Linked DNA regions of Mus musculus: region 2 is linked to region 1. The links are chromatin loops, found by intact Hi-C in ENCODE. Cell type or tissue: heart. All regions are shown on one strand. Each heading gives the region's core, and the rest is flanking DNA. Links, peaks and the distances in the headings are about the cores only.

The links. Hi-C counts contacts between places; a loop is a spot of excess contacts. Peaks named below come from ENCODE experiments on the same cell type or tissue, not always from the same donor. Only the 100,000 strongest peaks of a DNase experiment are listed, where the experiment ranks them.
Region 2: it touches region 1 in a loop (2.6-fold over the local background); 2 of 42 quality-filtered maps call a loop at or near these places.

What each region holds. Positions count from the first base shown.
Region 1 is chr11:90,366,813-90,374,722 of GRCm38, forward strand. The region is part of intron 2 of Hlf (hepatic leukemia factor); the gene reads right to left. Among named protein-coding and RNA genes, the nearest start is that of Hlf, 20 kb to the right of the region's middle. In heart, for the core only: no CTCF peak of the experiment used is centred there; DNase peaks (open chromatin) are centred at 1,719, 2,469, 2,979, 5,089 and 1 weaker place; H3K4me3 peaks cover 1,650 bases; H3K27ac peaks cover 3,065 bases.
Region 2 is chr11:90,513,865-90,521,774 of GRCm38, forward strand. All of the region lies in intron 16 of Stxbp4 (syntaxin binding protein 4), which reads right to left. It also overlaps the pseudogene Gm11511. Among named protein-coding and RNA genes, the nearest start is that of Gm34850, 45 kb to the left of the region's middle. In heart, for the core only: no CTCF peak of the experiment used is centred there; no DNase peak of the experiment used is centred there; H3K27ac peaks cover 1,598 bases.

The DNA of each region.
Region 1 (7,910 bases), core at 1,007-6,006:
TTCTTAAGGCTGGGCCTGTAGTTTGGTTCACACGGGTCTGCAATATCGATTGGATAATGTTATGATTCACTTCTAGCTAGAAGTAAGAGGGCTATTCCTCTCTTTAACACACAGAGAAACTGAGGCATGGTGCGTATGGGAAAGACTAACAACTCTGGCATGCATGCACGGGATGGGATGGCAGGCTCAGAATGGATAGATAGAGTGTAGGGCACTGGGAAGATGCAGGTAGCTCTCTTACCTAGGGCAACGCTGCAGTAGTGCCTGGTCTGATTGTGATGTGTTCTCTTCAGCGATTCTGGTTCAGTGGCAACTGGTGACTGGTGTGGGGAGACTCACCAGTTTGTAAACAGTCAAATCTCACACACAAAGAAGCTGCAACTAACATGTCTGTAGAGACATGCTTACCTTCATCTATTAATCAAAGAAATGTAACTTGATGGTGTGTGTGTGTGTGTGCAAGCATGTATGATTGCACCAGCTTTTTATATGGATATTAGGGGGTACTGAGTTCTTATGCTTCTGATACAAAAGCACTTTGCCAAGTGGCTTTGAAAGCATCTAAATCCTCTACTCTGAAAGGTCTCTTCATTCTTGCTCGTTTATACAACCAATCACATGAAAATGACACGTAAGAAAAGCAACCTGTGAAGTGCTGCGAGCGAAGAATCCTAGAGCCTGTCACGGCATCAGCTGGGGGAGGCTACACTTGGCCTCCTCCAAGACCCACTGGCTAAGCTGTACCCACTACGTCAGAAAAGAAATCCTGCCAGCCCAAGCATCTTTTTAAAGTCATTCTGACAAAGTCGAATCTTTGATACATCATTCATTCATTCAACTAATGTTTCCTGGCTACTTATTCTGGTGGAAAACAAGTGAGGGAGTCTTAGTGACAAAGAATTGACAGTGTCTCCTTAGGAAGTGTCCAGAGCTGTGGGAACCTGGATCAACTTCCAAAAATCCTTCCTTATGCAAAAGGCAAAAATCCCGTGAGCTTAGTTTCCCAACCGATGAGAGGAAAGGCTCAACAATCAGGTCTTACAACCTTGAAGACTGATTCTCTTAGTCTAGGCATAGTCTTGAATAATAATTGTCCTAATGTTACAAAGATATACGCTGTTATTTGTAAAATGAAATTACATACAGAAAACACTCCTTAAGTGGGGGGTAGAAGTCCAGAGTCTTTCCCTAGGTGTCAAACAATAACTAGCCAGGTATTCATTCACCATGCCTAAGACACTGAGAAATGAATCCACACAGTCACAGTGGAAAATCGACACCTGATGTTGATGAAGGTGACCGACTTATTCATTCCTTCAGAGACTTTGCCAAGCTCCCACCCCCAACCCCCAACCTCCAGTCCTCCACCAAAAAAATAAAATAAAATAAAATTTAAAAAGTGATGGTTTTGCAGTTGGAGCTCACAGTGGCAACGTGTATGCTTGCGATGTATGGTGCTGTGTGCTTAATCGCCAGCCTCCTCCAAAAAGAAAACAGGACTTCAAACTATCCCAGTGGGATATAGAAAGGGAAGGGGGTGTGGCTCTGCACTCCCGCTAGCTATTCCTCAAGACTTGCAGATCTCTTGGAAGGTGCAAGGTGACTTCATCTCTCTGGTAACCTTACCTAACCTCCCTATGGTGCTATCCTGTGAAGTAACGCTCTCTTCCCTCCCTGCTGAGTTAGCGCACCCAGCAGCCAGTGTGAGAACCTGGCATTATTTTTAAAGCAAATTACCAACAGGTTTCCAGGCGGTGGATGGGTCCCTGTCACCTGCATTCTACAAAGTAAGGAAAGGTTTCAGCAGGAGCTGACCGGTAGGAAGCTGCAGCCTGGCTCTGAGGGTCTAGGCATCCTCTCCAAGGGGGTGGGGTGGGGTCCCAGTGTCTATTTGGTCCAGGAGGCAGCAGCCGGAGAAGGGTCTCTATGCCCCCATCAGTTGCCGCTTGGCCACACAGTATTGACGGAAAGCCCAGCCTTCCCAAATGTCAAATACTAGAATGAGAGCAAAGCTTGATTATGGGACAGAGGGATGTTGATAAGTACAAAGTTTCTTTTCACGAGAGGGGTCTAGCTCATTAGGAAAAGAGAAGTCCTGACTACGCCAGCAAATGTTTCTTTAACTATTCTGATCTTTCTCAAGGAGGTTCGAAATTCCCAAAGCAACCTCATTGTTCAACCTCATGGTAGGCTTCAAGTGACTTTACAAGAAGAGAACAAGAGGAGGCAACAGGGGGAGATTGAATTAGACTTCCTGTCTCCTGAGCCCTCATTTTGAAGTTAGGCATTTTGTTTTACAGAAGGCCGACTAGTGAACGTGGTTCTGGAGAAGATGGAGGTGGGGAAGGGAGCGGTCTGGAAGGAGCAGGCAGGGTGCTGCAGAGGGCTAAAGAACACCGGGGTTAGAGCGGTGGGGGGCGTTGAGGGAGGGGGCTATAAAAATAGACAAGGGAGAGAGAAGGGAATGGAAGAGGTCTGTTTGTTTATTTTTCTAGCATTTGCCATTCCAAAGGCTCGCTGGAGTAACTTCCTTCCCTGGCTGGCTGAGGCCCAACCTTAGGAAAGTCTCAGATCTTTTGGAAAGAAAGATTTGGACAACAATGTTGCTTTATCTGGGAGAGTAGCTCCTTTGCCCCTGAGATGCAGAAATTTGCTTTTGATGTTATTACCCTGGCCTTAAGTTTCTCTATCCCTGGCAGCCCAGGGCTGTGCTCCCTGCTTTTGCAGGGCAGCTCGGGACAAAAGGGGGCTTTCTGCGGCTGTTGCTGCCTTTTCCTGGATCCCACTGCTATCTGGGCACCCTGAAGATGCGAGGGCAGGGAAAGGAAAACATGTTCTGAAGGTCCTATCTCCTGACACTCATGAGAGAAAAACAACACTTCTCTAACTTACTCCCCAAATAGACACCACCGGGGATGTTCTGCCAAGGAGTGATTCGAAAGTGTGTTCCTAAGTGAAATGTAAGCTTGGCCCAGTGCCCAGCCCTCTGCTGTATTTTGCACAGAGAGCTGCAGGCTGGCGGACCAAAGAAACACATTGCTCTCCACGTGACTGCAAAACCAGGCAGCCCAAGCAGATTTCTTTGTGTTAATAGAATGTGATCTCTAGACTGTACATACACACTGACTGCCCTGGGAAAACACGAAGGACCAGAGAAACTCAGGGCCCTGGCTAGCAAGAGGCGGCGATGCTAACTAAGCCATGACATGAAGGTCTGGGAATGTTGAAATGAGAACCCAGAGGGAAAGACACGTCGGGGACTCCAGAGAGTGTTACTGAAGCAGTAAGGGGGTCACCTACAGAACCCCATGAAATATGGTGTTCATGTGCCCACCCCCCCACCGTGATCCCCACACCCAATTCCTCAATGGACACTTTCTCGAAGTTTATCCATAAGACTGGAGTTATCTGTTGCCCAAACTGAACTGGTCCCAAACATGGTGAAAGATTGACTGCAGGTTACAGAATTTATTCTGACCTTGTGTATGGTATGGCCAGTAAATATCTCTCTGCTCTTTCACCCAAGGGAGACTCAGGCAAAGGTGGTCAGCTTCTGCGAGGGAGAACAACAACGAGATCTACATCACGAACATTCTAAACAATCATCTTTGGAAGACTAGAATTTTCTGGAACCTACCTTTCTTTGCAGACAGCACCCCCCCCCCCCCAGTTATCACCATGGCTTTGACCTCTACAGACCTCAGACGGGATCGAGTGCTTGGTGTTGGGGGGGGGGGGCTGTCAGTCTACACGTTTGGAGGGAGTTAACAGACTGAGGAGGGAGGGGGGACAGCAGCCCCCTTTGCTGTACACTGGGTCTACTAATTTCAACAGATTAGATTTTTAATTGCAATGCCTTTCAAATTTCACAGCACCCTGCGGTCAACTTAAATCCCCCAATTTGCAAAGTGTGTTGGTTGAAACAAAAGGTGGAGCGAGCGAGCGAGCAAGCGATCGGCAGCGGGACCCCAGGGTACGTCTGAACCTCTCGGGCTGTGGCTAGAGAATTTGGAGCTTTCTATGACTGTCTGTGAAAATCCTCTGGCTAAAGAGAGTCAACACACTCAGACAAAGCTGTCCCTCCATCAGCCTCCCCTCTTCTGAGTAGCCCAGTCCCAGGGCTTCAGGTTCCCTGAGCAGGCAATCAGCCATAACCAACTAATTAATCAGCAAGATCGACTGAGTTGAAGAGCACCTCGAAGACCCAGGTGAGCCTTCACCTGGGTTAATCTGCAAACGGACTAATCAGCCTCGGGGTAATTGAAAGTTAATTGTATGCAAAGCTCAAGTGCAGCCACTGGAAAACACAGGAAGCAGAAGGAACAAAGGAAGTCAGGGGTTACTCCGTGGGTGGGTGAGGTCCTTCACGGATTCTTTTCGTGGTTCTTCATAGACAGTGTGTGGCCTCTGGCCCCTTCTCCCAACACTGCCCAGCACACTTCCGAATCCACCCCTTGTGACACAGCGACCAGGAGCCCACGGAGCACGTAGTAAAAGCACAATAGAACACAGGTGTAGACATCCTATTGGTACCCATTCACAGGCTTAAAGGAAGATGGCTCTGAGACATTTGGCTGGCTATGAAAAACACATTAAGAGCTGCAAAAAGCACTCCTCACCCCCTCCACTTTTTTTTTTTTTAAATCTGAACCGCTCAACATCACTGGAGAAAGCAGATCAACAGTACAAAAGCATAAATCGCATTCCAGAGCTGGAGAGAAACAGACCTCAGATGCTCTGCTCCTCGGCACGGATAACTGAGAGGCAGCCCCAATTTTAAACAGACTGGCAAAGTCTCCAGAGCCATCCCTGGACGCCTACCAAGGAACTTGTGTCCAGGGAATTTGGAGTCACGACCTCTGGCCACAGCCCGGCAAGGTCTGTGGTTTGTGGTTGCCTCTGCTGGGCCAGGGGGCACCTTGCCTGGTCGTCATTGGAGTTTCTGTGGAATTACATGTAGAATTCCCAGCTTTCTTGATCTTGCAGCTCCTGTCTTGTGACTGTGGAGCAGGATCAACAGACTTCCTTTCTTCCATTCTGTCTGCTCACTTAACTAGAATGAGCCTTCCCCCAAGAGAATAAAACAGAACCTGCCAGAGGGCTGGAAAAACATTTTTCCAGGACACCGGAAACAAGACTGGCCCCAATCCTTGATCTGCTGCCTGGTGGAGGGTACATATCCATCCCTAAAGGAGCTTCCAACATGCCTTGAAGGGACAGCACTTATGTGACACTGGTCCTACCACACCTAAGCATGGCAGACATTACTAATTAGTCCCAGAACTCTTTCCATGGATCAGGTCTGAGCCTCATCATCTTTCAGGATGACATTCTAGACTATGAGCTGAAACTTACATCATGAGCAGTCCCAGAAGCCGGCATTCAGACACACCAAGGAGCTAAAGCCCAGATGGAAAAACTTGCCGTCAAAAGAGGTAGCTGTGGCCTTGGAGGTGTTTCACACACACACACCCCTGCCTTGTATGCTGTCTGGCTGACAAACCACTGCTCACATAGCCAACCCTCGGAGCAGTAATTCCAGACAGATAAGTGGGGTTCGGAGTCGCTCTGGAATGTTGAAGGAACCAGTGGTTCTCATATGCAGAATCAAGAATCGTTGCTTTCAACCCGTTTTAATTGTCTGCCTACCTCAAATGGTGTCAAACGCCTGGCACTGACGCTTTCGTTTTAACCACCATAATCTCTTCTGAATGGCAAGTGGTCAGCTTCTCAGTCCACCTCCTCGGCACCATGACTCCAGGAGGCTTTAAAACAAGGATTTTTTTTTCTAGCCCCATGTTTGAAAAAAATAGTGTTAAAAGTTCCTAGGAGTCTTAACACACAGAGTCATAAAGCTACAACCAGTACCTTCATTTCACAGACAACAACAGTGGGGACCTTGAGTATAGCGGTCACCTGTCCAAAAACACACACCCTCATCCTGCCACAGTCCCTGCCAAGCCTAGATTGGCTGATTCCAAGTTCTTCGTTCTTCATGGCTAAGGCTACCTTTGAAGTGGTTTTGTCACATGTTTCCCCTGTTGCTGTTTCAGATCCCGTGGCAATAATAAAGCCAACCCAATTTGAACTTTGCATTGAGTTTTGTTGGGTCCACTTTTTAACTGACTATCTAACATCTGTGACACATCCACGAGGACAACAGACATTGTTCTCATTTTATAGACGTAGAAGCAAAACCCAGAGAGGTGCTGTGGTGGTTTGAATAGGTTTGGGCCTCACAGGCTCCTGTGTTTGAATGCTTGGCCCATGGGGACTGGCGCTATTAGGAGGTATGGCCTTGCTGGAGGAAGTGGGTCACTGTGGAGGTGGGTATTGAGGTTATATATGCTCAAGCTACACACATGCACACAGTCCCTTTCTGCTGCCTTTGGATCAAGATGGAGAATTCTCATCTCCTTCTCCTGCACCCTGTCTGCCTGGACACTGCCGCCATGCTTCTTGCCATGATGATAATGGACTAGGCCTCTGACGCTGTAAGCCAGCCCCAATTAAACGCTGTCCTTTATTAGAGTTGCCGTGGTCATGTTGTCTCTTCACAGCAATAAAACCCTAACTAAGACAAGTAGCTAGCATGAGAGGATACTTGTGAACTAGTCACACCGGAAAAGTACACATGCCATCTCTTCATTGTACCCAAGCAAGTACTGGGGAAGTTGTGAAGACTCAGCCTTAGCAGCCTGCAGCGGATACTCCAAAGCAAGGAACCACAAATGCATGGTCGAGAGTCTCATTTAAACAACAGACTCTGACTCTGACTTAAAATGACAGTTGCAAGTCCTAAGTAGACACAGCCCCAGCAACCCTCATGGCGATCTGTGAGCAGGCCACCATGTCTAGATGAGAAGCCCGGGGCTTAGAATGGGATCAACATTTCACGGCTTCCGGCAAGAGCTCTCATTTCAAACCCAGTCTAATTTGGTGGCATAAGGGTCCAGACGAGTGTGTGGACGCTCTCAGGACTGTGTTTCCCTGGATGGCTTTATCAAAGCTTGTTATTTCTGCTTTGATAGTGATTTCATCCTGATTGCCACGGTTTCTGGCCACTAAGATATGCCCAACTCATTTTTAAGCTGCCTGTAGTCAAGATGGAAGGGCTGATGGAGAATAAAAGAAGACATCTTTTGGTAATGCCATCCCATCATTCAACCCTCTTAGGAACAGACTAACTTCTAAGAACCACTATTATGCTTAGTATGAGTGAATTCTCTACAACAGTGGCTCTCAACCTATGGTTGGTGAACCCCCAGAAGAGCATGGAAATGCAGCTATTTACATTGCAATTCATAACCGTAGCAAATGTTACAGTTATAAAGCAGCAACAAAGATAGTTGTATGATTGAAGGCCACTACAACACGGGGAACTGTATTGGAAGATCACAGCATTGGAGGGTTGAGAATCACTGCACCAACCTTTTACATGAAGTCCTTAGCACTCCTCCCCCACCCCCACACACACCCCAGCTTAAGTGTGTCATGGAGAGCTACTGGACTACATGGCTTAGTGGATGAAGCACTTAGTCTTCAAGCCTGAGGACCCAAGTTCAGATCAGTAGTGACCCCATAAAAAAAAAATCCTGAGAGGCACATCAGCTCCTCTTGAAATGGGACCCACTGGGCAAGTTGATTACCTAAAGTAGCCAAGCTGGGGAGCTCCAGGCTCAGAAGAGACCCTGCCTCAGCAAAGTGGGGCCTTAGCAGATTCACCATCAAAGAGACCAGAGAGACTTCAACCAGTGGCTGATGGGAGCAGATGCAGGGCACCACAACCAAACATTAGATGGAGCTCAGGAGTCCTGCTGAGGATTGGAAGAACCAGAGGGGTCAGGGACACACCAGAACACAGGATCAACTGACTGGGACTCAGAGGAACCTGGGAAATCAAGGAACCT
Region 2 (7,910 bases), core at 1,275-6,274, 150 kb after region 1:
AAAGACAATGGCTTCTACTCCCAAAGATAAAAATAAAGGTAGAGTTAAAAATTCAGAAACTGCATGAACAAAATCTGCACTTCTATTTGGGAAGCAGCACATAATTAGTTACTTTGAAAGAAAACTTCAAGATGATGAGAGGCAAGGCGCCACACACATGTAATTTTTCTTTTAGGGTCTTTAGTCTGAACAAGTGAGCTTGTGCAAAGCTCTGTAAAGGCGATTAGATGCAACAACGAAGCTGCTTCAGACAGGCAGCAAGACTCACTTCATCTTGATACATTTTTTCTTATCTTTGAATAACAAAAGAGCTACGAGGTTGGGAGGAGTGCAGTGGAGGGGAAACTGTGGTTGGATGTAATGTATGAGAGCAGGTTGTATTTTCAATAAAATAATATGTTGTCTATTGAATTTATATATATATATATACATATATATATATATACATACATACATACACACACACACACATATATATGTTTTTTTTAAAGGGTCAATGTGTTTCCTACGGAAGTCTTTGGGGGTTGATGTACTGCAAGATACTTAGAAAAACCTGAAATGTTCTGTTTCCTCAAGTTAATGCCAATTCACCAACTACTTAAGGAGAGAGAGAGAGAGAGAGAGAGAGAGCGAGAGAGAGCTTTAAAGAAAAGTGTATTTTACAAGTACACACCACAGAACCTTGCAGTATCTTACCAATACAGACAGGTCCAAGGTCAAAAAACTTATATTGCAGAGTCAGGATAGACTATTTTCAATGAAGGCCAAGGTTAACAAAAGTCTTTATTGATTACTCTTATTTTTTTTTATCTGTTACTTAAAAAAAAATATTTTCTCCTGAGTAAAAAAGGAGAGGAACAAACTGCTGCAAACACTTCAAATCAAGGGGGGATTTTGGACACATTGTAAAGCAGAACTGCTGCACCCCGAGATCCCATTACGTTTGATGGGGAGAGCTTATTCTCCGTTCCAGCCATGAAGCCAGGAAAGGCTTCCATCTTTGTTGGCCATTTTCTGCTGTTTAATACTATTTGACCAGTTGTTTTAAACCAAAAGGCTAGCAAGACCATCTCTCTTAATCGTCCTTTTACTTAAAGACACTGAGCTTAAAATAAATGTCAAGCCGGGCGTGGTGGTGCATGCTTTTAGTCCTAGCACTCGGGAGGCAGAGGCAGGTGGATTTCTGAGTTTGAGGCCAGCCTGGTCTACAAAGTGAGGTCCAGGAAAGCCAGGGCTACCCAGAGAAACCCTGTCTCGAAAAACCAAAAAAAGAAAAAAAAATGTCAAGCCTTTCAGGAAACAGAGAGAAGAAACCTGTTCTCCCACAGAATCTTCATCAGTGAAACTTTTGCACTTAAGTTTAGTCTCAGAACCACTTTTATCACCACGTCTGCACACGGCACACACACAGTGCTGTGTGGATCCCCAAGGGACATATTACTGTTAACGGCCCATCCAGCCATTTGGTTATCATTATATAGTTAATGGATTTTTAGGATAATAACTCTGATACAGACAATAAAATGCCTTAATTAGTTTATCATCCTCTTTTCTCTGAGACGAGATCCAGGCCATATCTGACTTTATGAGGGGGCACGGTGCCATGCCGCTCTGAAACTGGGTTCCTGCTTTCTTGGTTCTAGGAGCCCAAGGTAGCTTCTAATCTAGATTGCATGTGCAAATGAAACTCATTTATAGTGATTTTAAATAAAGAAAAATGGCAACGCCACAGGATATCATGGGAGCAATAGATAACAAATAGCAAACGAGATGTGAAACTTTGCAAAGAAACAAAATGGCACATAGGGGAGATCCGGCATCATGATGGTTGGAAAGGTGGGAAGAAGATGGGATCAACTTTGTTTTTTAAAAAAGTATTGATGTGTGTGTACATTCCTGTGTGAGGGCATGCATTTGTTACTGCATGTCTGTGAAGGTCAGATCAGACGGCAACCCTTAGGGGTTTGGTTGGTCCTTTCGTTCCTCGATACTCCAGGCAGGATCTCTAGTTTGCTGCTATAGTGTTTTGTTTTGTTTTTTTTTTTTTTAAACAGCAAACCAGGTACATATATTCTTCTCTTACATTAAAGACATTAACAGTTAAAAACGGATTGTACTGTATTTATCACCATAGACCCGTATTCTTTAGAAACTTTGGAAAATAAATGTCATAGTCCCACAGGACAAATCTTCTGATTAGACTGTCAGTATATATATTTTTTCTCTTTTTAAATAAATTTTTATCAAAATGGCACGTGTCTGCCAATCTCTCAGACTTGTCACTGCTGTAAATAGGTGACCATCGCCTTGGCCACTGTGCCTCTGTTCAGGCCTCGAGGGCAGGCAGTGGAGGGCGAGAGACACTGTGGAGACCTAGCAGCCATTTGCCCTGGGGCTGCAGGGCGCATGGCATCCCTTAGAACTCAACATTAGTGACAGCTTCTTAGGGCCAGGCTTTATAACCCAGTGGAAATGGTGTGGCTTTCATGCTCAGAGCCTTCACGGCTAGATGGAGCCCACTGGTCTCACTGAGAATCAGAGGGGAAAAAGAAGTAAACTGGACGAGCAAACAAATTAAAGTGTTTGAAAGCCCCGAGAGTTCATAGACTGGTTTTAGGACATTTTGTTGTTGTTTTGGTTTTTTGCTTTTAGGAAATGGGACTCTCAGTGAGCAGCTTATAGGTTTGGCAAACCATGTTTTCTACACTGGGATCTCATACAGGCCTGCAGCTCAAAATGCAAGTCTGACATCTGGGACGGAAGGCATCCTGGAAAACGAAGGATCTAATAAAACCAAAGACGTCTCATGTTCGATGCTGGTTGTCACAGAAGGGCTGGGCATCTGTTGGCCTGAGTGTAGCTGGTCTCGTGTGAATCCAACTTGGTACACAATTGCTAAACAATACAACAGGTCAAGCAAAGTACATGGTGCGCAGTGTGTCCCGGTGGGCCTGGACCGCCTTGGCCAGCGCTTGGTGATCTCGTCCGTTGCTTCATCATGTTCTTTATCCACCAGGTGGTACCTGGCTCGGAAGGCCACCAAGTGAGCATAGTAGGCTGGTGCAGATATTGACACAGAGCGTGTGCAGCACGGGTAGGTGTGACACAGCTAGTGGGAAGGATGGCTTGTCCCCTGGGTGCAGCATGACTACACAGGTAGAAGTCAAGCTCAGTGGGGTGGGTGATATTCCTGTGCCTGCTGGAATGTTTCCACTCTTTCCAACCCGCTCGTTTTTGTCTGTGTAGAAGAGGTGTGTGTGGTGCTGCTTTTGCACCACGATGAACGTGATCCCTGGCTGAGAGTCCTTCTCCAGCTTTATGCAGGCCTCTCTGATGGCCAGGAGCTCATGATGGAAAAACTGCCAGAACTGGCCCTTGGGGACGCCGTCTCAGTAGAAGACGATGCGGGTGGGCTTGACGCATGTAGGTTTGTAGGACTGAATGCGCAGCTCTCACGCCGTGCTGCTATAGTTTTTACACTGGGATCAGTTGCCTGCAAGTTTCTAGAAGATTCTCTTATTTCGCATCCCATCTCACTGTAAGAGTGCTAGGATCACAGAACCATTGTCCTGTCTAGTTCGTCCATGGGCTCTGTGGACCTCAACTCTGAGTCAGATTTGTCCAGCGGGCACTTTTACTCATCAAATTGACTCCCTGGCCTGGCAACTCTGCTTGCATGGTGGGTATTGGAACAGAAAAGCTTCCCCACTTTATGGGAGAGAGGCAGAGACAAATCAGAGAACTCATTCGGGTCATGTAACTCCTAACAGCCAGATGTGGGATTTGAACATTAGCCATATGGGTCTTGAGTTATTAACCACTATACCTTTAAAATACAACATCATCATCAACAACAACAACAACAACAACAAGACCTGTAAAAGTGTTTTGAAAAGTAGAAATCAAGGGCCAAAGATTTCAAACCATAACTCCCTCTTGGTGGTGGTCCAGGCCCAAGTGTTTCTAATGGTTTATTCTATTCTGTAGTCTTTCAACAAAAAGTCTAACACCACTCATATGTCAGCAGGAGACAGAGTAAAAATATTGCTGGCCTAAGCTTTTCCTTCTTATCTTAGCAATTCTCAATTTAGAAGAGAGTGTGAATGCAGAGAATGTCAACTTGTTGACAGCTCTCAGAGCACAGCTCTCCAGAGTCCCAGGAATTTGGACCTGGGCACGAGTTTGTTAAAATCTAGTAGCTTTTAGCATATGCTATAGATAACAGTGTAGGTTCAGGTGACCCTTATAAAGCTTTTTTATTTTTGAGTTTATATACTTATGACATGTGGTATATTTTGACACGTACACATGTAGTGTAATAATGCGTTTGTCCCTTTTTGAACCGTATGTGTGGAAGCATCTGGAACGCAGCCTTTCAATATGCAGCCTTCTATAACGTCTTCCTTGATCTTGCTAACTTTTACATCACGGTTACACAGCTGATATTTATAAATGAGTTTCCAGCAGATACCGAAATGCCTTATGAATCACAGGAGATTGAACTGACATTGGAAACAGCACTGGTGAAGCGTATTGCTGCCCTTCGCCATCTACAGGAACTGGGCTCTGACAGATAGGTCAAGATGCTTACGCTCGCGGTCCAGCCTTTCTCATGTGGTCTCCTGGATCTCAGCATTTAGCACTGATAATCGTTCCTCAGGAATTCTCTCCTTTTTAGTATCCCCTACCCAGTAATCAGCTCTTCATTTAATTCTGCCAGCTTGAGTGCTCCCATCTGGATCCTCTACTGTCTCTTCTGAGCTGTCTCTGAGGACTTCTCCTTCTGTCACATCCGTTCTCTGGGTGTCAGGGCTTCAGCTATCACAGACACACACCTCTTCTCTCATCCAGAGCTCCACAGCCTGAGCCTGCTCCCAACCCTCACTACACATCTACCAACTCCTCAGTGTTTCACCTACTTGGGCTCCTTCTTCCTGAAAAATGTCTTTTTATTTGCTGACATCCTTGATTGATAAGAGTTTGGAAACCTCCATGGATCCAGCTTCTCTTTCAGTTGTTATGCGCTCTGGCACGAGCACTCCCGAGACGCTGCTGATGTATTTACTCCCTAGTCCTCACCGATGATGGCTAAGGTCCAGTCTGCATCCCTCCTGGTGATAAAGTGGTTCTAATGGGAAGATGAAGCATTGGGTGGCAAGCAAGTCCTGTTAGAAAAAGCGAGGGACTGACAGTCATGATGGTGATCAAAAGGTGGCATGGGATGAGGGAATGGAATGGAGGCAGAAGCTTTGTGGAAGAAGGGGATTTCATTATGGGCAGGTGGAGGGCCACGGCCACAGGTTTGGTATAAGAGTGGGCTTAGCATGTCTGAAGGACTACAGAAAGATGACTATGGCTAGGAGATACAGTCGGGGTGACAAGCATATCAACTAGCTGTTAAGGCACCGGATGAAGAACCTAGTAAGAGTCAATCAACAGCCTACTCCTGCGCAGACAGAACTTCCCAAAGCATAGCTCTAATTACACCCGTTCTTTGCTCAAAAGCGCCAGTAGCTCCTCACTGTCTACTAAGCAAAAAGCCTTCATAACACTTTGCCAGGTGTTTACAAAGGTTCACAGCCAACTCCTAACTTATTTTCAATTACTTCCTTTTATTATTTGTGCTGAAGACGAAGGCTTGAAAAATGATAGTCTAGGACCAAATCTGGCCCATCACCCATTTTTTTTTAAATGAAGTTTTATTGGAACACACCTTATCAATTTCTTATTACCAATGACTGCTTTCCTGCTACAATGGAAGAATTGAGTGGTTGCAACACAGGCACAGGGCCTTTTTTTTTTTTTTAAGGTCATCAAACCTAAAAGATAATTTGCTGAATCAAATTGTAAGCAAACTAATTTTAAAAAATTTCTTCCTTGTTTCTAACCTTACATTTTATCCTGTTACTTTATGTCACTCCTTTCTTTTACACAGCAATTCCTGTTTTCTGCCTTCATGAACCTCCATTCGATTCGTCCTTCAAGGACCATCTACTCCTCTCCATGAACCTTCCTTCTGTTCCCAGGATAAGTACAACGATGCCTCTGAAGCTGTTCCCTCCCTGGTCCACAGAACCTAGGCTCTGTCATATTATATACGAAGGATGGTCATTTGACCTGAAACTAGAAGGTCTGCATTTGCTCAATGTGATGGCGAAGAGTCTTACAACTGGGGGCCAGCAGCAGAAGGTCCAGCACTGGAATGAAGAAGTGCTGTGTAAAAAGCCGCACTTGACCAGCTGGCTGTGAAGATGGAAAGGCAGTGTAAGTAGCTAGAGAGTCTAGAAGAGGAAAAATCAAAAACCCAAACCAATCAAACAAGAAATCCCCAGGAACTTCCAGAAGAGCAGGAAGCTTCCCTGAATCTCAATTTTAGCCTAGAGAGACCCATTTTGAACTACAGGCTTTTAGAACTGTATGGGAATATATCTGTATTGTTTGAAGACACCAAGTTTGTGGTAACTTGAGATAGCATTTACGGGAGACAGATGTTATTTCTCTCCTTTCCAATCCATGAACACCTGAGACTCTTCAGTGTCTCTTCTACGCTATAGCTGTATTGTTTTCATACATACTTTGATTCTGTCCATACATGGCTAGCTCCCCAAGGGACAGAAGCATATAGCTCATTTTACCCTTGCATCTGTTATGACGACAACCACAGGTGCCTTGTCCAGAGTAAGGTATCAAGAAATGGTAGCTAATGGATGCTTAGTATGTTTGAAAATTTGAAATGCACAATGTCCAAGAAAGCAATTAGGAATAATGAAAGAGGGTATTTGTTAAAACTTCACAACCTGCTAATAATGAGGTATAAAGCTCAGGCACTCATGGGGGCCAAACACAAATGAATAATGCTAAAATGCTGCTTCCAGTGGGGGGTTTTCAGAGAAGGACGCTGAGGACAAAAGGAATACAAGATAAGGGCATTTGAATTACTGTCAGATTATAAAAGGTTTGCACCTTCATCCATCCTGCCAGTATCATTTGGGAACCTGACAGGCTGGTGGCACCTTCGAGCTCTGCAGCAAAAGCTCAGATAAAGCGACAGACAGCTCTGCAGACCAAGAAGAAATAAAGAGGACCGGGTAATGACTCACTTTCATATTAGGGCTTTTCCTTTATAAGAGCACATCAGTCCTTTCTGTATGTGCACAGTGGAGTTGTCTGTTTCCTTGTATACAAAGAGTCGCCCTTTCCCCCCAGGTGGTAAGAAGGGTGTGTCCGTGCAGGGAAAGGTGACTTTTACCGGCTCTGGGTGAGATGACTCCCTAAGGAGTTCATTCACCAATCACTGAGCATCAGGCATGTGTCAAGTGCCGTGACAGGTGCTGGAGGACTGAGCTGACTGAGACACTGTCACATGGTGAGGTGGAAGGCTGTGTCTCTGGGGACGATTCATGACAGCATTTCTCACACAGCAGCGGCTGTCTGCTTCTGGAGGCTGTGGTCTTAATTAAACCCGGAGAGCCTACTCTCCTCCTCTCACACCTCCCTCGGTTACACAGAGAGGAACACAGAGGGTGTTTGTAACTTGTGAGTTTGAAATTTGATTCAAAGCCTTAAGAATATAATTTCTCTCATTCCATAGAAGACAATTTTGAATTCCCAAGGAAGTCTGCATTTGCTCTTAGAACGGTCATCTCCTCACCCAGGAGTCAGAAGACGCGGAGTGCAGTTTTCTTTCGGGGTGTCATCAGTCATTACACACAGCAGCTACTGTAAACAATACCCACAGAGCCCCCCACGTTCTGCAGGGAGGGAGCCTGGCAGTGCTTCAGGGGAGTCCTCTGTGTAAGATGTCATAAGGCTCCCACTGTGTGGGGGGCATGAGTGAGGGCTTATCTGTGGTGTGGCTAGGGAAGGTTGAAGGCTTCAGCCAGGCTGTCCTCAGATCCTTGCCCTGTGAG